Linked DNA regions of Mus musculus: region 2 is linked to region 1. Evidence: chromatin loops called from intact Hi-C (ENCODE). Cell type or tissue: heart. All regions are shown on one strand. Links, peaks and the distances in the headings refer to the core of each region. The heading gives the core; the rest is flanking DNA. Region 1 overlaps Mtmr7 (myotubularin related protein 7). Region 2 overlaps Mtus1 (mitochondrial tumor suppressor 1).

The links. Peaks named below come from ENCODE experiments on the same cell type or tissue, not always from the same donor. Only the 100,000 strongest peaks of a DNase experiment are listed, where the experiment ranks them.
Region 2: it touches region 1 in a loop (2.7-fold over the local background); 15 of 42 quality-filtered maps call a loop at or near these places.

What each region holds. Positions count from the first base shown.
Region 1 is chr8:40,577,563-40,589,914 of GRCm38, forward strand. Mtmr7 (myotubularin related protein 7) reads right to left here. Exons shown (of 14, transcript NM_001040699.1): 6 at 9,486-9,620; 7 at 3,852-3,984. Among named protein-coding and RNA genes, the nearest start is that of Mtmr7, 51 kb to the right of the region's middle. In heart, for the core only: a CTCF peak has its summit at 6,065 (motif pointing right); no DNase peak of the experiment used is centred there; H3K27ac peaks cover 326 bases.
Region 2 is chr8:41,038,104-41,050,455 of GRCm38, forward strand. It overlaps Mtus1 (mitochondrial tumor suppressor 1), which reads right to left. Exons shown (of 14, transcript NM_001005863.2): 4 at 11,882-12,013; 5 at 9,945-9,983. Among named protein-coding and RNA genes, the nearest start is that of Gm16193, 8.8 kb to the right of the region's middle. In heart, for the core only: a CTCF peak has its summit at 5,625 (motif pointing left); DNase peaks (open chromatin) are centred at 3,748 and 8,268; H3K4me3 peaks cover 1,555 bases; H3K27ac peaks cover 2,828 bases.

The DNA of each region.
Region 1 (12,352 bases), core at 2,245-10,244:
ATGTCACTGGAAACTGTAGTATAGTAGATTCTTAAACTGGAGAGGAAACACTTGCACTGGTTTGAAGAAGCAAATTGCCACATGGCAATCGCTTATGCATAAGACCACACAGGAAACTGTGGCAGGCACGGAACTAGAAAGTGGCCTCTAGCTAACCAAATGTGGGACCCTGAACTGAATTCTGCCATTAGCCTGAGCCCAGGAGCAGACTTCCCCAGCCGGAGCCTCCTAATGAGAACACAGGCAGCTGACACTCAAAGCTCTCATAAGAACCTCAAGAAGATCTTCTAGGTCCCCAGCTACACAGAGAGCATCCTTAGAATCCTGAAACACAGAAACTCAGAGATGATGAGTATTGCTCAATGAGTATGTAAACCAACCGGGGCACATACTCCGTCACTAGGAGGGGAACGAGAAAAACACCCCGATCCCCATGCACTAATCTAGGGATCCTTCCTGACTTCTCCCTAGCCTTTCTTTATACACAGGACTCACATATCGTGCAACAGGCAGGCTGCTCTACACCCTGAATGATTTACTTACTTCGCCTACATTTCCTATCAAGAATGTAGAACAAACTGTTTGACTTAGCTTACTACTGTTCACCGTTTATCTTGTTTCCAAAGTTCTACTATCATAACCGAGTGTGGGCGTGTTTAAAGCCTTATTCTGGATTAGTTCCTAAGAGGAGAAAATCTGGTTAAGGAATTATATATCACTATACAAAGTGTACACACCCTAAGTCAATTCAATGCTACAGAAATACTCAATGCAATGATTTTACCACCTTCTTTATAGTGCTGGGTTTTTTTTTAATGAGAAATGATTCTTTGAAATTTATCAGAGCAAATTCAAATATTTTTATGACTTTTTCAATTCAGTTTTATCCTGTCTGTCTGACCTAAGACAACCACTCTTTATTTACATAGCACAGATGCCATGCATTATAGAACACTGCTGTGAAAATCAAATATAGTCACTTAAGTGAAAGCACTTGTGTGACTGTAATCCCAGCACTCAGGAGGCAGAAGTGTAAGGATATCTAGTTTAATTAAGCCCAACCTGGGCTACATAGCAGGACCCCATTTCCAGCAAAAAGAATGAAAGAAGGGAAGGAGGAAGGAATGAAGGAATGAAGGAAGGAAGGGAGGAAGGGAGGAAGGAAGACAGGATGGAGGGTGAGGAAGAGGAGGAGGAACAACACTACCCCCAGTACCCCCCAACATCTAATAGTTGCTCAGTATTTTACTTAAATGACTAAGTGGTATACTGCAAAGATACAGAATACCCACCAATACAAGATTCTTGTGGAATTCAAGCAATAGAACTGATGGGCGGGGAGGGGGTGAACCTAGGAAGAAGGGGAAGGAAGGAAGGAGATGGGAGAGAGGGAAGGAGAAAGCAATTGTCTCTGTGAGAGAAAGGGGAGCTACTATGAAAAGCAATTAAGTTACAAAAATTGCTCTGTGGACCAGAAACATACCTTTCTTCTTGGTGACTTACAACCTGTAAGTTAGAGTTTAAGTTGATGTATATTGACCTCAAGAAATGGATCTACAGAGGGTATGAGCTCACTCCTAAATTTCTGTTTTTAATGAAATATCCTGGGGGTACTCACAGACAGAACTTCCTACACACTGGTAGCAGAACACAAATAATTCTTCTTTCCATTCCATAATCTCCTCTGGTAATATCCCAAACAATGCTTTAGCAAGTTTGAAGAAAGTAAGAGTCATGGGGGCACGCCATTAGCCCCACCTCCCAGACTCTGATGCCAAGGACCCTCCCTGTTTTAAGTAGAAAGCCCTGGAAGGCGGGTCTTACTGCATGCATCACTTCATCAGCTGAGCCTCCACCAGTGGTTTACAATTTACTCAGACTGTTTACAGGTAACCAAACACTGGTCAGGACCCCTGAGAGGCATCCAGAAAGCTATCCCTGCTTACGACTACACATGACCAGAGGGTGATGCAGCTCCGCCATGATCCGAGTGAAACAAAGCTGCCCTCCTGACATCAGTCAGCTTGCTTGTCCAGAGGACAATGGTTGAAACACCAAACACAGGGTAATTTAGACACCAAAGGCAGAGGCCTGTGTTATAAATATTCCTAGGAACAACTTTCTGTACAGAAGAAAAGTAATGATCTGGAAAACTGTCTTATGAAACTGCTGAATACAAATTGCAAAGTGTGCCAATGTGAAGTTTCCCCAGTGACTAACAACGGTGCACTCTTCTTACGATAAAGAGTCTTCTCAATGACAGAGCTGGGCTAGCCTACTTTTCTCCTACCGGCAATGCACTATTTATAACAAGGACAAAATGAAAGGCTCTAGATGCTTAAGAAACTAGGATGAATGCACCTAGATTGTTAGAACTTTGACCTAAGAGACAAGAAAACTGTTTCAAAGGAGGATGAACATAGAGCTGGGACTACTTTTTTGTTGTTGGTGTTGTCTTAGATACAGGAATTGGCTTCTTCTAATAATTTAAATGCATATTTATCTACCCCAGGGCTGAGAAGTTACCCCAACGCCTTATAGTACTAAGCTAGACCCACAGCCATTAATCAAATTTTAGTGTTGCAGCCAGTGGCACCAACTGTCATGTAGAAAACAAACAATCAAACTGGGTAAGTTATAATTGAATCCACTCACTTCCCTGCGGGCACAGGAAACAACGGATGTGTTCCCAGTCCCACAGTGACTAAGGTCAACCAGGGGATGCAGGAGGAAGATGCTGGGTCTCTCTGTGACACTTCCCAGGCACATTTAGGTTCTTGCCACACTGCTGCCCTGATAGAACAGAGAACTGTGAAGTCACCGAGGTCAGAGGCACATCCCCCAACGCAGTCCAGCTCCGTCCTTGTCCAGCTCCATCCCAAACTCCACAGAGCCTACTGAGACAACCAACTTCCCTAGATTCCACCCCATCCCTGCCGTTCTCACAGGCAAGGGGAAGCTCTGTGGCTTCGGCATCTTCCTCTTTCGTGGTTGCCCTTGGAGGCAGCAGGATCTGATCCCTCACGGGACTTCAGGATCAGGTAGACCGTAGGCAGTAAGGCAGCAAGTTTTGCATGCAAAGCATACTGTCTGCTAATGAATACACAGACACAGGCGTCATTCTTCCATATCATATGAGCCAACCTTCCCTTTCCTCTCCACATGAATACGTAGGTCCTTATGTGTCCTCGCAGTGCTTGCTCAGGATGGGGGTTGCAAGTGCATGTGTGCTCCGGTGGTTCCTGGTATTTAAACTCTATCTATCTATCTATCCATCTATCCATCATCCATCTATCATCTATCTATCTATCTATCTATCTATCTATCTATCTATCTATCTATCTATCATCTATCTATGTATCTATCATCTTTGAATCTATCAGTCACTCAGCAGTGTGGGGACAGTTTGTGAACCTGATTTCCAGATAGGAACACTGAGTTACTGCTTCAAAGGTAAAACTGCTTTCTTTCCAGATGTCTTTGAATGAAAGAAAGTAAAGGAGGGGAAAGAGGGAGGGAGGGAGGGAGGGAGGGAGGGAAGGAGGGAGGGAGGCTCCTTCTGTCCATGTTTTTATCTAGGATATTAAAGTGCCAGTGTAGTCCTGGCTGCTAACTGCCAAATATTAAACCACTCAATTACACTACTGGAATGACACCAGGAGGCTGCTGATGGCTTAAAGAGTCACTGCAACACAATTATCTTCCCAACTGCAATGTATTTCCCAGTCACCACACTTGTTTAACAGTATCACTGGGAAAAAAAAAAATTACATCAAAAGACTATCTTATTCCATTTCGGCATCAAAATACTTAAGTATTCTTTTAAAGCTGTGCATAACAAAATGGTTTACCTTCCAGCATTTTCTGAAGACTGTTCCTCATGACGTGGATGTTCTCTATGCCGATAAACTGAAACTTGATATTGGAATAATTGTCTTCATTCTCATAGCCTTTCCCTGCAGCACGATTTGCCATCGCATTAAGCTGCAGTTGTCAGCAAAACAAAAGTCATCAATTACATTCAGGACATGCAACAACCACTTAGGAAAACATTGCAAAGACTCGCAGATGCATACATACTACAGTTTGAGCCCCTGAAACACTGTACAGAGCTCTCAGTGCAAGCATAAAGGTCAAGCCTGTGGTCACGAGCCCTCATGTGCTAGCCTGGGCTAACAGTTCCTTAGTGGAAAGTGCTCCCTAAGGTCTGGAGATGACGCTGCCAGTTTGATGGTGATGCTGACTTGATGTCGAAGTCTGGCAGAGCCAGTTTAACACTATACGTGAAAATCTCCTAAGTGGCAGAAGTATCCACAGAGACAGCAATCAGCATAAGTCCCTGTGCGCTAGATTATCTGCCAGAACTGTAACGCAGAGAAACAAGTAGGAGTCATAACGTGAGAACTGTCAGGCAGGAATGGTTCTTCTCATCTGCCCAACTGAGCCTTCAGCAGGATTACCGAAGAGAGAGTGCTGACCGTCAGGCTGCAGGGTGCCCCTCCCCATCCAGACATGACCCAGAGGTCTGATGTGGGAGCTTTTGTCACTTTCAGAACCATAGATAAGATACTTGATATGTCAGTGTAAACTGGTTTCAATGCTAATGGATGCTGAAGAAACGGAGTAAGCCCAGATTGCTTTAACCCTGCACAGTACAGGCAAACAGACAAGTCCTGCCCAAGCTGGGAAAGATTTCACAGGGATACATGGCTGGGAATGCTCCTCTCTTGCAATGTGACTAAGCAGGCCACCATTTATGGAGAACAGTGTTCAGTTACCACTATCTTCCTAGGGCCACAAAGGCTAGGGGACTAGCCAAATGGGGGTTAGTGAAGGGGTCTGCTTTTAAGTGTATAGTATTAAGTAGTCCTTCAAATAGTTAAGTTTAAAAAAACTAAGCTAAATTAAAATGCTTTGGTCCACATCCTCTAGTTCTGAAAACCTCCTAAAAACAAAGGTCTTAACATATATAGATCAAGACTGTCTGTGACAAATGGTTTTGTAAACATGAAAGCCGAAAACCTATGACTGTCTCCTCCAAGTGGTAACTGCGTAAACAAGGGCATATCCATGCTGTGGAATACAACCAGGGACCAAAGACACAGACCCTGCCTGACCTATCTCTCCCCCGTTCTCTCTCACATACACCACACAGCTACATGTACATATGTGTAAGCTAAGAAAATGTTCATTCAACCACCCACCGTTAATACTTACTGATTCATTTATTTACATTCACTAAGAAGAATTAAAGTTACCATAGACTATGCCAATTGGGTAGCAATTTCATAAGGAAAAAGGGAGTGGCAAGCTGCAGGGGGATACTATCAACACGACCTCAGCTACTCACGCAGCCTTTCACAGTTACAAGAAGCACACGTTAAGTCAGGACCATAGAGAAGAATGAGACAACCAGGGAGAAAACACAATACAGCCAGAGCTGAGAGCAAGCCACTGCCACAGGAGTCCCTGCTTCGTCAGCAAGCGGGCTCCTGCTCCCCTCCTCTGCTCCTCTGGCATCTATGGGGCTGTGGGCTCTTCGGGAGACTGACCCCGGTCTACAAAAGCAAGGCACATCCCTAAGGCTTTAGCCATAACCAATAAACACTTTCATGATATATCTTAAGGGATATATATGTTCTAATATTTTAAGGGGATTTTTTTTTTCTTCCAGAAATTACATATGCATGTTGCTCTCATGGAACTGTGTACTTTTAAAACGTTATGGCCTTACATAATTATTTTCAGGGCAGTTTCAGCTAAACCTCTGTAATGAACTTCATTAAATGCAACAAATCAACAGATCCAACGAGCCTGATGTTATATGAACTACACACTTATTCTGCATCTAAATTCAAGGTCCAGCCTTCTCATCAGCCCCGCCCCATCTCTTCTGAACATGTATAATACGTGATAAGCAAAGCACTCTTACTACTACAGTTCCTGCATATATAACATATGCTCACACTTTAAATCACTTAGGAGTTACAATGGGAGAAACGGCAGGCAGTTTTCCTTAAAAGCAAGTAGGAGAAAACCTCTTCAAAGTCAGTCTGTAATTCACATAACAAACACAAGGTGGCGATATTTAATCTATCATACAAACTATTTTTTAGGAGCTCTACTTATTTAATGTGGCAAAAGCTGAACTTTCAAAGCAGAAACACAGGTTTAGAAATAATAAACACCCAAAAAAGATATTCCAGACTGAGACAGACAGACAGACAGACAGACAGACAGCTACCTTTAGGAGAACTGGGCCAAAGCCTAGCACAGGTGTCAAAGAGTGCTCTTTCTTCTCCTCACTAACTTAACTGTGGCACACTCTTGGAAATACTAGATGATTTTATTGCCTACAGGTATGACCTACAAATAAGCTTCTCAAAATGTCCCCTTCGCCATCCAGGGACATCTTTCACGTATTTAAGAGTACAGGATGAAATCTTGATCCAGGCTAATTTAAATTTTCAACCCATATATGATGCAAAACGGTCTCTTTCCCTGGGTACAGGCTCCGTGAGGTGATGAGGGCTCTCCCTTCCCGTGGCTTCTAACAGGCTCGCCTGCTCTGTGTAGTTGGTAGAAGGGACCATGTGGAAGAGATGCAGTTAGATAAACAGCTCTTTGCAAAGCTAGGCAATGTCAGTTGTCTTACTGGTTGACAGTGCTTCTGATTGCTAATAACTGGCTGTCTCTGCCTTCTCCGCATAGGCATCCAAAGGGTGACTTTCCTAAGGCACACAGTATAGGCTCCTAGAAGTACTGTGCCACCTTTCACTCGCATACGAGATCCACTGTGGCCTGAGCCTAGACCAGCAGCCATTGCCAGCTACATTAGCCCCAGGTCCCTCTCCGGGGGCCTCCATGATAGGTAAGCTGTGTTAGCAAGGTTTTATCAAGTTTGTTAAGGTCCAAATTAAGCCAAAGGATATTTGTCCATCCTTGCACTTACAAAGAACAGGACTGAAGACTCTCCCCTCACCTGCTACAAAACACAAATGTCTCTCTCCCACTCTCTTTCCTCTGTCAATGGCCACCTTCAAACTTTATGCATATAACCAGGAAATAAGATCCCAGGTTCCCACTTTTCAGGTACCCTGAACTTCATAGCTGTATCTTGAAGATGTCTCCTGCATGGGACCCAGTGAATAGACATTACCTCATTACCAAGAAAGAGAGAAATACCCTATGACTTCCTGTTAGACAATGAAACAACCCCTGGCGCCGTGACACTAAGGCCACAACCACAAAGCAGTCCATGGAGCTGAGGCATGTCACAGGGCCGGTCACCACAGAAGCAGGTGACTGACTCAACCTTGCCCCTGCCTTTAGGACTCACACTTCCTCCATAGCTTAGACAGATGACAGCCTTAACTTCAGGACTCATACTTCCTCCATAGCTGGTAGGCAGGCACACAGCTTAGAGCCCTCCTGCTCCACTGGCTTGAGGTGACTTTGGCTCAGCCTGGAGCTGGGTGTGTGATCAACTTAGGTGTCAACCCTCTAGAGTCTGGAAGCGGGGACAAGGGTCCCCTAGAGATGTTCTGGGAAACAGAAACAAAAAAGCCACTGGCTTTGATGTCAAATAAGCTTGTATTTAACTGAATGTGGCCTTGGGTCTAAACCGTGTGGTCTCAGTGAATTACCTAACCTCTTTAAAGCTAAGTCCAGGAAAAGACAAGAAGCCTCCCAATCTGCAGAATTCTTCCAAGAGTGAAATGAGAACGTGCTGAACATTTTTGCAAGCTCAACAGAATGCCAGCATATCTGACAGAAGAGGCTGAAGTACAGAGACACGGTCCTTGTCTTAGACCTCCACAAATACCGTTCTGACTCAATTCCATGTGTTAATGTACCAATCTCTAGCAACAGCTGAGACCAAGGAGACTTTTCTCAGTACATACTTAAGGCTTTCACTGCCTCTGCGGCCCATCACTGTCCCATCAGTGAACAAACAATTCAAAAGGCTTTCATCTGGGTGGGTGGCTTGGGAAGCCCTTGTGTGGACTTAACCCCGCTCAGAGACCAAGGATCAGGACCCTGGGAGCTGCCTCCCAAGCCTTTGTCTTTATTATTATTATTATTATTATTAATTATTATTATTATTATTATTATTATTATTATTATTATTATACTAGGAAATAAAGCTGGATGCAGAAGGCAAGGACTGAGGACAACCTGCATGCCGCCATGCAACCCTTCTGTGGCAAACATCTGCATACTTTCCTGGTGGCCTAGGAAAACTACCGCACCTGAGGGGTGGGAATCAACCAACGTGGTCATGAAAAAAAAGAAGAAAGGAAGGAGGGGAAGACAGGGAGAGAGGAAAAGAGAGAGGGAGGGAGAAAGAGAGGGATAGAAGAAAAGAGAGAGGGAGAAAGAGAAAAGAGGGAGAGAAAAGAGGGGGAGAGAGGAGGGGAACACAAAGCTTGAAGCAGTTTTTACAAGCCACATCTTTGCACCTGAGAAGAGAGCACCCAACTTTCTTTATCTACTGGATCAGAGTCAACTTCTTACCACTTAACAATAAACAAAGTGAGTACTAAATATACCCTTCAAACTGAATCCTTAGGACTAAGAAGGTGGCTTTAAATACAGACAAGGCCTGGTCCTGTGGCTGCCACGTTCTAATAAGGACTTACACTACAGGGACCTAACTTGGATCACTGGCTCTTAGGAGGTCAATCTGTTTATCCCTGTTTAAAGCTGGAAAAGTAGGGTAGGAAAAGGATTTCCAGTCTCCACTCAGTAAAGCCCTGAAGCCTGAGTTTGTCTGCAAAATGTCCTCTGAGAAGCACATAACTTATCAGAAAATACAGAACAGCTCTACCGTACACAAAAGATACAGGGCGCGGGGAGGAGGGCAGTCAGGGTTGGAGAAAGGGGTTTGCACCTGATTCAGACAGAGGCAGAAACTGACAGGCAACAGAAGTTAATCTGTCACATCTTTCAAGGGCAGACCTTCTTCCAGTCCTTCACCCCTGGATCAGAGATTTGATCTATGTTGTGCAATGAAAGCTTACTAGAAAGTCAGGGCCCATTATGTATGATGTGAAGACTATGTCTATAAACATCTACAACTGACTATGCCACGAAGCTCTTACTCTTAATGGCTTTCATTTTAAACTGACTTGACCAACTAAGCTATTTTTCCTCTGTCATATTTTTATTCCCTTGTAACCTGTTTTGAATAGCACCGCTGACATTTAATCCACAGCCAAACTACTTGCAAACCTAAACAGTAAGCCATTTACTGTGTGACCGGCACAATGGTAAAAACCGGAAACAGAAATGTACTCAGCACACTCAGCCCCTTCAGGAGCTGAGATGCAGCAGAGAGCAGCCCTTTGGTGGCCCCATGGTCTGATCAGACCAGGAACAACCCTCTACAGATAAGGCAAAGGGTTGCTACCAGTCAAGCTTTGGTTCCTTCCGGCCTCAGGACTCAGGGCTGCAGAGACACGTATGAAAATGGTGACACTTACTTTAGGCCTTGTGTCCACGACATAAATGAAGTCACTTCCAGGATTGGCTTTCCTGATGGCTTGGAGCATCTGCTCATCCTCCAGGCACCGAGCGCTGAAGCCGGAAAGGGGCTGGCTGCTCCTGCAGATGGAGGCCTGCGGGGAGAGGCCACAGCAACACAGAACTGTCAGAGACACTGTGGGAGCATCCCCAGGAAGAGGCGCCTGTGGTTAGCCTGCACTCCACACCAACATGGGAAAATGGTATTGGATTTTATGGAAATCAAGATAGGTTTACTTTTAACCCAAGCTGAAGAGCTTGCTACCTGGGTAAGCTTTCTGTGTAAGGTATTAGGAATGTGTGGAAATGTTTAAGTAGGATCCATACCATGAATTTAAAACTTTTTAAGCAACCTACTTTCCTTTTTAGTAATAATGTTTTTCACTGCTGAAAGCAGAATAATCACTTTCCTGAAACTTACAAGGCACTATTAGTGGAAAGACTAGGGAAACAATTTTAGTGCTTATTTGGTGCTTATTGTCTTTTTTTTTTTTAATATACTAGTCTATTTAAAAGAATCATGAGTACCCAAATCAAATCTAAAGGTCACATTTTCACAGTAATAAAAGCCCAGGCTACTGCTAGGTTTGCCCAGTAGGGATGTTTAGGGGTCTCTTCAGACCCCATCTCAGCACACCCCACCATTTCCCTGACCCTCGTTTCCAACACCATACAAACATCTTTCCGTCTGTCTTTCCAGTCACCAGGTCCTAGGCCGGTGGGTTTAGTCAGCTATAGCTTTCCACAACCACGGATCAAAAGTATTCAACTAAAAGGACTGACTCTGAATCGACTTTCTGTCGCCTTTCCCTAAATATCCCACCATAGCAAGTATTTACCTTGGTTGGGCATCTGAAACAATCAGGAGCTGATGTACAGTATGCAGGAGGGTGTGAGCAGAGTGCATGCAAACATTACCACTTTAGGTGAGGGACGAGCCCATGCAGGGACACTGGTGAGCTCTAGAACCCATCCCCACAGACAGCATGGACAGCTTGATGCTTCGGAAAATGTGTCTTAACAGACTAGAAATCATCTATGAGTCCAAGCCCCCTGCCCCCGCCCCACTGGGAATTCATGATGTGAAGCTAGGAGACCATGTTGGACACAATTTAAAGTAAAGTGACTTTTAAAACTGCTAGCATGGTAACAGAGAGCAAAGGATTAAGTGACTCTCAGTAAAAACCATACCCAGAATGCTATTCATAAGTGAAAGTCTCTAAGCATGACCTATAAAGTGGTTTGACATCAGAGGGAGTTAAGGGAGGGGGCGGAACAAGGCCCACATACAACAACTGGCTTAAAATTAATATTATAGGGTACCCTGACACCTGGTAAAACCAAGAAGCCCCTGGTTTTTGTGTAAGCTTGATGCAAGCATCTACGTCACATAAGTGTTCTGCTCGCTTAAGTATGGGGCCTCAGTTCCCCACCAGTCTACAGTTACAACACATCAGCAAACGTCCTGCAGGGACAGGATGACCTCCCTGTCATGACACTGCAAGGCCTGACTCCCAGAGCCTCCTCTTCCACTGTTCCCAGGTCAACCTCATGGTCCGTTATCCAGCAGATGGGGTGTATGAGCGATGAGAGCGTGGGAAGCCAACAAGCCACCTCACCCAACTTTCCCTCAGCCACAGAAGTCCACACTCAGCCGTGGTACTTCCTTAAGGACAAGCTTGCCCAGAAGCACTCAGACATTTGGACATGATGCTGCATTCCAAATATCGTTATAAAACACAAAAATGACTACTATTCCACCCTGAAACCAGACTGTACAGAGATGTGAAAATGGGAGCCCAAGTGTCACACAGCCGCTGTCTCCAGAGTGACAACATGACAAAGAGATGCTTGGAAACATGTCTATGTGATACCACGCAAGAACAGCTAAAGCTCGGTGCAGAGGACCACTAACGCTGCAATATATCCAGTTGCGGGACAAGTTCACCCTCAGATCTGAAACTCATCATGAAGAACGTTAGAGCAAGGCCCACCTCTGAGGCCTACCTCCTGAAGATCCGATCCAGTCTGATGTACTACACCTCTGCCCTTAACAATATTCATACCAACAAAGAACGGTTCACTTTTCTCTGAAAAGGAAGTAGCATAACACCTGGGCTCACTGTTTAAATACACCCCTCCATCCTACTGCTGAAAGGAGAAGTGATCCTCTCCCCTCATCTAAATCCCACCCCTATCTCACCTCATCAATGAACCACAAAGTCTGAATGTTACTGGCATCCCAGCTTAAAGTATAACAACACAGAATCTCATAACCTTACTAATTCTATTTTTAAAAAGGGGGAGTCACCCTTTGCTCAAAACACTGTTCCATTCCTGTGTGGCCTCAAACATACTTGGAGTTGAATAACACAGATAAAAGTGGACGTTCTCCAGACCCCATCAAGTGGAGAAGAATAGAGCAAGAACAGTGGATGAAAATGCATCCTTTCAAAGGACAGAACTCACCACCAAGTGAGTATTTTCTATTGAAGAAGGCAACACAGAAGGCTGTGTGCTGCCTGGTGGTGAAGCTGCCTTGCTCAAAATATTTTTAGAAAATTCCTGTCTGGTCTGACAGCTGCTGCTCCACCTTGACTGTAGGTCGATTACATTCACTCACACACAATCATACACATGTACACACAATGATACACACATAGCATCACTTGGTTTTGAATATAAAACTATATTAACCATGAAAAATCAAACATTTTTTTGCCTGGCTTGAGTCAAATAATTTTTATAGCAGATGGCAAAGGCCACTGTTTTTCCTCCAAATTTGTTTTTCTCTCTTCCTTGGAAATAAAGCTTTAAATTTTGGTTT
Region 2 (12,352 bases), core at 2,557-10,556, 460 kb after region 1:
CTAGGATGCAGGTGGTCCCAGGTCCCATCCCAAGCTCCATCCTCACCCCACAGAAGAGCAAGCTTCACCCTAAGTTTCTGAGGGAGGGCGGTCGAGTGAAAACAAGGATCACCTCCAAGGGTGGGGTCTCGAGTTTTTATAACCAGTTGTCGTGGATCACTGAGGATGAATAATAAAATTAGTCATATTTGGTGACCAGATAAGAACATGATGTCATAAAGAGAAATAAGCCAAGAGGGTTAATGGGACTTGGGAGGGAGGTAGTTAAGATTAATTTCCAAGTGCAGTAGTGCAGCCCAGTGCTGGGGAGGTTCGTGGCATCTGAGGCCCAGAGACTGGAGAACAGAACATGGGGCTGCCGTTTTATGGCCCTGGGAAGCGAAGACAATCATAGGCCAAGTTACTGGTAGAGCCAACGCCATCTTTTCCTGCTACTCTTGGAATCCAGGTCAGGAGCCCCATCACTAAGGCAACCAACGGAACTTCCTTGACTAGGGATATAAACATGTCAGTGCTCACAAGGCTAATTAGATAAAGCCAAGCGCAATGAGGTCTTCAACCAAGTTTTAGAAAATGTCTCTGACCTTAAAATGATAGGACGCTGATGAACTCTAAAGAGTCTTACTAGGGGTAATGAAAATTATTAGAATTAAATTCTTTAAGTAGTCTTTTTAAAAAATGCCAATTATTGTTTTTACAATACTTTGTTCTGCCCTATGTGCCTATGTGTGCATGCATGCACTAGTGAGCTTTGTGGTATAGAGGCCAGATGTCGCCCTCACAAGCCTTTTGCATTACCTCTCCACCTTATTTTTGTAAACAGGGTTTCTCCCTGAGGTTAAAGCTCACCAATTTGGCTCCACTGGCTGACCAGCCAACCCCAGGAATCCTCCTGCACCAGCCTCCCCAGCCCTGGGGGCACAGGCCACCCCACTACACCTAACTTTTATATGGGTGCTAGGGATGGAAGCCTGATCTTTATGTTTGTGTGGGAAACACTGCAGGAACTGAGCGAGTCCATTCCTCAGCCTCAGACTCTTTCGAGAAACTTAACTTGTTTCACCTTCACCCCTAGTTTCTGGTGCTGAGAGTCAGAGCAGCAGTCGCAGCTGGAGAAAAAAAAATCTTTAAGGTAAAAAATCTAAACAGAGGTCACAGGTTGTGTTCCCATCTCTACTTACTGTGTGCTCTTGGGCAAGTTAGTTCATGTGTCCAGGCCGCAGACTTCCCGGTGTAAAATACGGTGCACGCTCACTGCTAAGTGTGTTCTAGGTCTAAACATTATGACTCTCAGCAAAAGGATTTTAGAATACTTATATAAACTCAGAAAATAATATGTGATGAAAACACCACTATTAGATAAACTCTGGTCTTTAAAGCCTTAGGTCTTTTGCTCAAACTACCTGCTTCACAAAAATACTACAGACAATCAAATGTTAAGCCATCAGCCAGTGGAACAACGAAACCACTGTTGACTCAGCAATGGTTCGCACTGTTAAGACGACTGGAATAAAGGCTGGGTGTGTAGAGCACCAGCCAAACATGCAGCAGACCCAGTTCCTCCCCCAGCACCTCCTCCACCCAGAGGAGGAGGAAGTAGGGAACCATGAAACTCAAAGATGCATTAACCTTACAAAGGCCAGCAACTAAAACAGATACCAACCTCCCAAGTCAGTGTGAGGCTATCAAAGACTTCCGTAGGTTTGCGTCTGGCTAACCTACCATCGGAAAGGTAACCAAGACTCCACAACAGTGAGAGAGGGCAGGGTCCGGGGCAGAAAGAGCCACTTTTGGATGACACAGTGCCCTCAGACCTTCTTTTTTTCTGACTTTATTATGAAAATCTATTCTTCAGAAATGTCACCTGTCTTCTACCTTAGAGCAGGCCCTGCGTTAGTTTTAAAAATTAATATTGAGAGTTGCTTGTATTTTGGAACGTGGAAATTATTAACATAAAGCACTCTTGCTTGTATACATAGGGAGGTGGGATGAACTGGGGAGGCTGAGAAATAATAGGGTGAAAATTGTATGAAAAAAATTAATAAGAATAGTAATAATAATAGAGCACACTTTTTTTACCTTTTTATATATTTGTAATATATTTTTATTTTGAGGGTACGGGCAATTAAAGCCAAGGCCTCAGCATCCACTGAGCTCCCCCATTGGCCCTCAACTTTTATTTTAGGACTGAAGGGAATCACAGTGGCATTTGGATTGGGCATAGCCCCAGCTCTGTTCATTTACCTTCAGCCATGAGAGCTAGAAGGAAAGGCCAGCCAACGCAAATGCCAGGCCAAGGCGAGTTATGAAATGAGGAAGGGAAGCTGGGGAGAAAAAAAAAAAAATATATATATATATATATATATATATATATATATATATATATATATATATATCCAGGTTATCCTGCAGGGAAGGCAGATGCCTCTGGGAAAATGAAAAGCTGTCAGCTGAATTAAAAAAAAAAAATCAGCAGGGACAGTGAAGAGCCAACTGAAAAACAAGAGGTGCACAGGAAACACATGCGTGACACAGAAAAATCACGCATGACCACGAAGCAAGCCTGTTGAAGGCAACACACAGCAGCCCCAATCAAGCATAAGGAGACTTAGGCCATCACACAGTGAGATCGACCTAACTCACCACCATTGCAATCCGTAGCACCTGAGCTTGAGCAGGCAGGCTTACAGATGCCGAAGGGACAGACACACCAGGAATGTCTCACGTTGGGCACAGAATGAAAGGTGGCAGCAGCAGCAGCGTCGCACACAAACATCAGCAGCAATAGTCTATGACCACAAGTGTTTGCGCTAGGAAGACTTAGAAAACTAAGTGTGTGGTCCACTTACCGGCCCTCCACAAGCATTGGGGTGATTTTAGGGATGTTTGTAATGTGGGGCTCTTTTCCTATTCCCTATCCATTCTAGTGAGAATCTGAAAAACTGTAAAACAAAACCACAGAAACAACCGGCTCCTTTCTCAGTGCAAAGAGAAATCCTGTCTCAATGTGCTCATAGCCTATTTCCAAAAATCAGTTGAAGATAGGTGTGAATTAACAGGTGTTCAGTTTTTGTTTGGTTTTTTTTTTTACAGATTTGGTGGCAGAGGAGAGCGCCAGAAAGTTCCAAGGCAACCATCCTGCATCGGTAAACACAGACAAGCCTACAGCTGCCGGCACACAACTAAAGTACCCTCCTGCCCAACACAGGAGATTACCGCTCCTTGTAACCAGTCAAGCCTCTCCTTAAAGAGGGCTTTAGTGCCCAATTATGTCTCCATAGAAACCTGAGAAGCATGAGCAAGTTCATCAGCATATCTCCGACCTCCCCTCCCCGCGCGCGGTGCTGAGCAGACCTGTGCAGGACCAACCTGTGTGGAAAATGACAGTGTTTTTCCTGAGCCCCGAAGGAAGCCGGAGGTTTCGAAGCAGTCCTTTGGCGGTTAGGCGGACGTGGATGGTGGATAAGGAGAATTTGGGAGACAACAGCATGTCTTCGAAGCCAGTGGGAGAACTTCGCAGGGGAAGCAGCTTTTCCAGGGACCATCACATACTGTGTCTCTTGGCAACTCGGGGTTCTTCCAGGCCAAGAGATACAGCCAGAGAAAAACAAGCTTACATGCTAATGCCAGGCCACCCAGATTGGGGGGTGCGTGGGGGGGGGGGTAGCTAGAGTTAGCTATCCCAGAGCTCCAGGCTTCCGTTTGCTCTTCCAGATGTTGCTAACAAACAATGCCCTTCGTCTGAGCAAGATCTGTGAGGAGCAGCTCAGGAAGCAAGCAGCCTGAATTACATCACACTGTGCATGCCGCGGGTTGTTGTGGTTCCCGACTGGGATGGAAAGGGGAGGAGAAAGTGGGTGGTCTCGGGAGCTTTATGTAACAGCCAATGATGTCGCAGGTCCTGTCACTATTTGGAACGGGGCGAAATGAAATAAACCACCTCACATGCCTAATGTCTATTTATTAGCTAGGCTAAATAAAGAAAGAAAGAAATAAGACTTCATTAGAGCAATCGGTGAACCGATTCCATTGCTTTTTAACTGCACAGGGTCACACTATTATCCCTGGGCACTTTCCCAGGTGCTTTACCTAGATATACATAAACCTCATTACTTGGATGAAAAACACGCCAACAGAGCGAAACCCTCAAGCAACAAATACTTCCAATCTTTAAAATAAACAGCATTTTTTTTTTTTTACTGTGCTAATGACAGGTTGTCAAATTGTCAACTCTAATTCTCATGTATTGAGAGCCACACTAAAAACGAAAAGTTAGCCCTGTACCAGGTCTGCTGCTTCTGAGACTCGGTAAACAATATCACAAGGCAACAAACCTTACTCCATTAACAGCTCACTAGATGTTAAAAACCCATTCAGAAATCCCACACAGCATCCGAGAATCCGAGGGGACAGGAGAAGAGGAGAACTGAAGCAACTCACCCCCTTGCTCACACCCCATGCCTTGTCCTGTCAGAGGATGGCAACCCACAGAGGGTCACTGTGGGGCTGAGCGAGCACACCCACACCCAACCAACCTCCTGAATGAACACCTCCCTGCTAACAGAACCAGCAACAACAATGGAATTACTATAGCTTGATACAGTTCCTCATGCTGGGCCCCCCAAACCATAAAACTGTTTTCATTGCTACTTGATAACTGTAATTTTGCTACTGTTATGAATCTTAACATTTTCCCATGGTCTTTGGCGATCCCCGTCAGAGGGTCACACCACTGAATTAAGAGTCAAAGAAACAGACGTTCCAGCTTTGATTTCCTCTGTTAGATCACAGGTTGTTATTTTTAAAACTGTTAAAAACACCTGTCCCCAAATTCTGAATATTAAAAACAAAAAACCACAAGCTCTCCCTATGCTATCAAAATTACGGTTAAAAAGGTATCAGTGAGACTCAAAATTATAAACTGAATGAGAAATAAGATTGGTGTCACAAATAGACACACCACTGTCCACATAGTCCGATTTTGGTTTCTGGGTGGGCTCTTTTTTCAGGGGTTGGGGTTGTTTTTGTTAACAGTAAACTATTCTGTCACAAAGAAATCCACTAGCTTACACTACCCAAAGGAAGAAATAACCAATCCAGTCACCAATCAGGTACGTTTACTAAAAATTTCATTTTAACGGGCTTAAGAGAAGGCTTGGCAGGTAACAGCTAGACTTCCAGAGGACCCGTGTTCAGTTCCCAGCACCTACTTGACAGCTTACAATCATCTCCAGTCCCACCCTTTCATGCACGCATGTGATAAACAGACATGCATGTAAGCAAAACACCCACACACATAGAATAAAATAAATTTACAATTAAAAAAATAAATAAATTTAAGATAAGAAAAGTTTATTTGAACTCCACTATCATTACCTATCCCATGCACATTAAATATTAGCCGTTTTCCCTAAGTGCAGAAAGAAGCTGAAATAATGCAAATAATACCAGTGTAAAGGAAAACCAAATGTAGCTCCTGTTTGAAAAACAAAACAAAAAAACAAAAAAACAAAAAAACAACAACAACAACAAAAAACTCCTCCCAACCAACAAACTGTGCTTAGGTACAAGCTTCAAACGGCTCAGCTTCAGTTCTTTCCCAAGCATCATCTGCCCCCTGGTGGCCACCTGGCATGAGTGCAACAAAGAGGAAAGGTGTCTGCTGTTACTTTGTAACGTCCTAAGGATCAGCATAAGGCAAAGACCACAGAAAACCAGTGAAGCAAAGTTTGGTTGGTTACATAAGGAGGAGCCGTTCAAAAGGAATAGACTTTAGTTGGCTTTTGGTAGTGTTGAGTCTTTTGGTTTTGTGTTGTTGTTGTTGTTGTTGTTTGTTGTGTGTGTCATCTCTGTTCATTATAGCAAGAACACAATATCTACCCTCAACAAAATTTAAGCCTATGCTACTTACTGTTAACTATGCCGTAACTGTACGTGTTGTAACAACGTCCTGATCTTTCAAAACTGCAATCTCTCAACAGCAGCTTCCCATTTCCTGGCCAGCAGCACCAGTGCCGAGAAGCCATTACATATTACGCTGCTACGAGTCTCACAGCTTTAGATTACCAAAAGTAATCGGAGTCAGCAAGACTCCTTTCTCCCTTCTGTGCTTGTTATGTCCGTGCGATCGTGCCTGTGAGTGCCACATGTGCCACACTGTGCGTGGAGAGGCTAGGGGACGACCATCAGTTATCAGACTTTTGACATCTATTGTTTGGGATAGTCTGTCACCCTTTTGGCTGCGTCCACCAGGGTACCTTGGCCCCGAGTCTGCAGAGACTCTGCGTCTCCCCTCCCAATTTCCATCCCCCAACAGCAGATTACAGATAACCCGAAGTACCTTGTCCTATGGTTTCACAGCAAGTACCTTTACCACCCAGCCATCTCCTTGGCCCCATTTACTTTGTTTGTATCGTACTGTGACTAATATTCCATTGCATAGATACATCACATTTTCTTTACCTACAGATATGTAAGCTATTCTTACATCAGTTATGGTGAGAATGCTGCATACCTGGCAGATCAAAGCTCCTTCCACACCCTGACTCCTCTTTGGTAAGTCAGCCCTCATTGGGATATGGCTTCTAGACAGTCCCTTCATCTCGTAGGCCACCTACCATGCTACCGACGGTCACCCTGGCTAAGCAGAAGAGTTGGGGAGTCCCACATGTCCAATTTTGCTTGCCACAGGCTTCTGTATCAATCTAAGAAATCACGGACAACGACAAAGCCATGAAACGCTCCCCTTCTGCCTCTCCTCCTGAGGTTTTTGGGCTTCGAGTCTTATTTTAATTCATTTTGAGTTGTTTACTGTGTATGAGGTGAGATGAAGGCTGGAGTTCGCTGCACCCACAGACATCTAATTCTCCTCACGCTATCTCTTGGAGAGAGGACGGTTCTGCTTGGTATTTTCGTCAGTCTTGCCAGGTTCAGCGGACTGTAAGTCCACAGGTTTGTTTCTGGGCTGTCCCATTCATTGCACTGGTCTATGTATCTACCTTCATACCCATTTCAGACTGTTTTAATTACAGACTTGAAAGCAAGAATTATGGTACCATCGCCTTTGTTTTTCCGCCCACAAGATTGTTTTTGGCTACCTTGGACTCTTATTTGGTTCCCCATGAATTTCACATAGTGACTTCTCTTTCTCAGTTAAAAAAAATGCAATAAGGATGTTGACAGAGGTGACTCAAGACAATAGGCCCTTTTAGCATCTACTCTGAGGCTGGTTCTGTCTTGCTAGTTTTCGAGAGTGCTACACAGAGCAAATGTAGTAACATTGTCTGGCTTTGTTCTTACTACTGTTTGTCATGATTTAACAAAAGGAAGCTCAAACCATGTGCTGTCACAATTATTAATCTCTATTGTTATATGCATGTTACTGGAAGGCCTTCTATACTCAGGTCTATATTCATGGTGCTTTTTTTTCATTTCTACACTTACAACTTTTCTATGTAGAACACATTCATGTGCCCTGGGTGAAGAGATCTAGTTCTCAGCCAAAAAGGTAGCCACTGTTGCAGTGGGATTCACCAAGTGATCCATTCTTCGTAACGCTCAGTACCAAATTTTCCATGTATCCAGATGGTATCGGCCCTTTCAACACGAGAGCAAAGTTGAGATCACCAATGCATAAGAAGGAAAGACAGCAGGTGCACAGTGTGGCGGCATCTCATCTCCTCCCCAGAGTAGGTCTGCAGCTCTCAACCACCTCCCGACATTGGAGAAAGGAGATGTAGAAAGCCACACGACCCCAGGCCATGTTTATGAAATGGCACAGATGGAGCAGGTGTGTTCCTGCTCCCAGGGCAGACACCATGGCACCTGGCAGGGATGATCTATAAAGGAGTCCACGGACTGGGTAAACACAACTTGGGATGCCTGAGATATCCCCAAGAGCAACTATGAGTGTCGGAGCCACGGTAAATGCTGTGGGTATGACAACTTCCTCATAAACAGCAGGCACGTTTTATTTAGAGCCAGTGTTGCCTAGAATTCCATAGTGTAATACCCTTTAAATAAACCACACCGGCTAGACCTCTGGAAGGTGGTTCATAGCCTCAGTGGGTTTCCCCACTTGCTTTGAGGGTTTCCTAGAACACATCAGGGTGGGATTGGGGAGGCGCCTTCAATGTAAAGCCATGAAAAGCGATCAACAAGAAGTACTGTTAGCCTCGATAGCAGTAGCAGCAGGGGCAGCTACCATGTGAGAGCTAGGGATGAAAATAGTCTACACGGTCAAACCCATTCCCACACTGGGATTTATCTCCTGAACATTCCCGTGCAGCCAGACGAGAAACTCAAGCCCTGGAGAGGCTTAGCAAGTAGCCAGAGGTCAGGACGGAAATAGAGAGGAGGAGAATCAAGATTTACACCAACGTCCGAGCCGCACAAGGTCACAGCTTCTTCATTGTCTTCGGAGGTAACAGAATTTCTTTACAATAACTGTTAAACTAAAATAATGATGGAAATTTTCAAATATTATTTCATACACTCCCCCCTCACCCACTCCCGAAAAAAAAAAAAAACCCCTCAATCAGGGGCTGGAGAGATGGCTCACAGATTAAACGCATTACTGGGGAACAGGGTTCAGTTCCCAGAACCTACATGGGAGCTCACAACTAACTTCAGATCCAGGGGATGTGACACTGTTCTTTGGCCTTCCAGGGTACTGAATGCATGTGGTACACTGGCAGACATTCAGGCAAAACACACATTAAAAAAAATAGTCTTTACAACATTAAATAAAATACATAAAATATCTTAAAAATCAATCAATCAATCAATCAATCAATCAATCAATCAGCGATTGGCCAGCATATGGCCAGTGCTTCTATATTGTGGATCATATCAGAAACTAGTATGAAGCTTTTTGAAAATAATATGATTATCCAAGCAACTATACAACGCATGTGCGCTCCACTCTGAAGTAGCCGTCACAAGAAAACTTCGCAAACGTTGACAGAAATGATTGCAAAACAACTCATAATGCAATCACTGTGAATGTGACAGAGAACCAACTCGAATAGCCAAGAGGCTCAATGCTATCACACTTACACTGGGTGACCCATTAAAGCTGATCACTCCACGGCATGTAACAAAAAGGAATGTCAATAGTTCCAAGCAGGGTTGCTTCAAAAGCCACACAGGGGAAGTTTTCCTCAGTAGGCTCAAACTAATTCCAGGCCCACCTTGAGTTGTGAAACTAACTGACATGCGTACAGCCGGGTAGGAACCCACAGCTCATGGTTGAATTCTGTGCTGACAATGTGAGATCCTGTATAACAGAGACTTTACACGCTGTAACGTGGCCTTTCTTTTTTCTGGCTTTCTGCTGTGATGTGCAATGGGAGCCATGTGACTTATACTAGCACTGTAATAAAAAATGAGAACCTGTAGGCAGTGCATGGCTGGCTGCATACAGTCCTGCGTGTCATACAGAGAAACGTCAATGAATACATTTTACAAGATCTTTAGATCCCCCAAAGGAAGTATTAGACAGTGTAGTTGAATGGCTTTAAGTTATAGGCTGTCTTAGAAATGTCCGACCAAGAATGTGTATGGGGGAAGTCAGAAACATAGAACTAACTGTTGAGTTAGTACAAGAAGTTAAAAGTTATACCTTAAGACCATTTTACAATTAAAGATGATCTGATTTAAAATAACACATTTGGAGAAGTATCCAGTTTTATTTCACATGAACCATATTTTAAAAATCAGTTTAAGTTAATTTGATCTGTATAACAAGATGTCATCCTCTGTGTTAGATGGCTCAACAAATCATGCTGCCCAAATGCCCATGTCATAGCAGCTAGTTACACCTTAAATCCTGAATTTCGACTTAGAACTATACCAGCAAAAGTAATTACAAATAAATTTCAGTATGTTTAATCATTACTTTTCAAATAAAAATATTTTAATATATTCATAAAGTGGCCACTTACCTGAATTAAAAGCTGTAAACAGACTCTTCCTTGAAGGACCTAGAATGGGACAGAAATATAAACACACACTTTATTGGAAATGCTAGGCAAATCTCTAGTTATCTTGTAAATAGCAGTGATTTCATTTTCTAAAAGCCCTCCTTTAACCTCTAAATTTTAGGTTACAGCTATCCACTGAGAAAATTCCAACATATAAACAACTTGATCAAGTACACTTTTTCAAATATAGACAATATAGTATCTAATTCGTAGTAAGACTGGTAAGAATTAATCATCAAAACACAGCATCAATTTTAAAAAGACAAAGCGTGGTATATTTTGTAGTCGAGGGCAATTAAAGCTCATTTTAAATTTTAATTAATTTATTTATTGTTTATTCTAGTGTCTGAATCCAGGGCCCACAGATTGGGGAGAAAACTCCACCATTGAACTATACTCCAGCCAAAAGGAGGCCCATCTCTTAGCTTGTGCTTTCACTCTTCTTCTGCACACAGGAAACAGGCTACACTTTGTGAAAGAGGGATGCTGGTGTGTGCCCTCCCAAGGCTGTGAAGGAGAATACACTAGAGATGTTTCTCCAAGCTGATGCAATATAAAATGCAGCCAGGAACCATACAGGTAGACATTGGAAGAGCTATAAGCACCCGTGCTCGACATCCAATACTCATCAAGTGACTAACCATCTGTAGAAGACTGGTTGGAGGACTGGTGAGGTGGCTCAGTGGTTAAGAGCGCCGACTGCTCTTTCAAAGGTCCTGAGTTCAAATCCCAGCAACCACATGGTGGCTCACAACCATCCGTAACGAAATCTGATGCCCTCTTCTGGAGTGTCTGAAGACAGTGTACTTACATATAATAAATAAATAAGTAAAATATTAAAAAAAAAAAGAAGAAGAAGAAGAAGAGGGAGAAGAAGAAGGAGAAGAAGAAGGCGGCTGGTTGGAACAGCCAGAGACCATCTGCAGGACTTTAGGAAGAAGATCATCTCCCTTTACAAGTATGTAGCCATCATAAAGAGACCTCCACAAGATGCATATGTCAACCTTAGGGCTTTCAGGAGTTCGGCATGTCCTGTTTTGCAGTCATTGGTGGGGGTCTCTAGTTCTCTGAAAATCACCTCAAGATCAAAGCTCCATGAACGGGGGTTTATTTTTAGTTACTGTGGGGGTAGTATGGGGTTTTAAAAATCATGATTAAAAACCTCAGTTTCAGATATTACCGCCATCTTAGCAGGGGATAATCTGATGCTTCAGAGCTGTGTGTAAGACAAATAAGACCCTAATGGCACAGTAAATAATTTTCCCCCAACAGGATTCGATCCACCCTGTATTTTTGCTTTTCTCCTTTAACCCAGTAGAAAGAAAAAAGTGGGCTGGAGAATCGGCTCGGGGGTTAAGAGCACTGATTGCTCTCCCAGAGGTTCCGAGTTCAAATCCCAGCAACCTGAACACCAGTTCTTCTTGTTAGTGTCTCCGGACATCTCTGCTCTACCAGCTATTTTCTGAGATTTATTTCTTATTTTATGAGATGGGTGTTTTGCGTGTGTGTGTGGGGGGGTGGGGGGGTACCTGTGCAGCCCAACAGAAAGAGCATCAGACTCCCCAGAACTGGAATTACAGGTGGTTGTTAGCCACTATATGGGTGCTCAAAATTGAACCTGGGTCCTTTGCGAGACCAGTCAGTGTTCTTAACCGCTGAGTCACCTCTCTAGCCTCTCTACATGTTGATTTTTACTATTGGGCTCCATCTGTCTATAGAATTTGGAATTCTTGGGGAATGAGAACATCTCATTGTTAACATTTATTTTATTTTCTTACTCACACCCAGTGTTTAAATATATAATTGTTAAATGTACCATAAGCCTAGTTGTCAAAATTTAACCTCCTGAAAGCCAATGAGTTTAAAAGTATTCCTTCTAATCACAACAAAGACAATACCTTTTGGAGAAGTTTTGAGCAAGTGCGAGTGAGCTCTGGGTACCAAAGGCTTCAGATACAAGGGTCCTGACCCATTCTGAAATGCTTGTTTGGGAGGTTTCTCTTCATATTTGTTGATGGCAGCATGACCACCTATAACAAAATGGAAAAGAACATCTTATTTAGTACAGAAATACAATAGCAGCCCCTAATATTTGTTCCAAAGAGACTACAATTTGATAACAATTACCAAGTGCCAAGAATGCAGAGGCAGTTACTGGCCTCAAGTATGAAAAATAAATGTTCCCAGAATGCAAAAGCAAACACAAACAAAATAATACATTTTGTTCCTGGGCAATTTATGCACATTTCCAGCTTGGCATTTTATCCCAGAGAGGTGGAAGATAAATGGCCACCCATGCTGCCTAATAAACATTCCTAGTACATACACAGGTAAGCATTTCTCTCACGGAAGACAATACAGACTGTAAG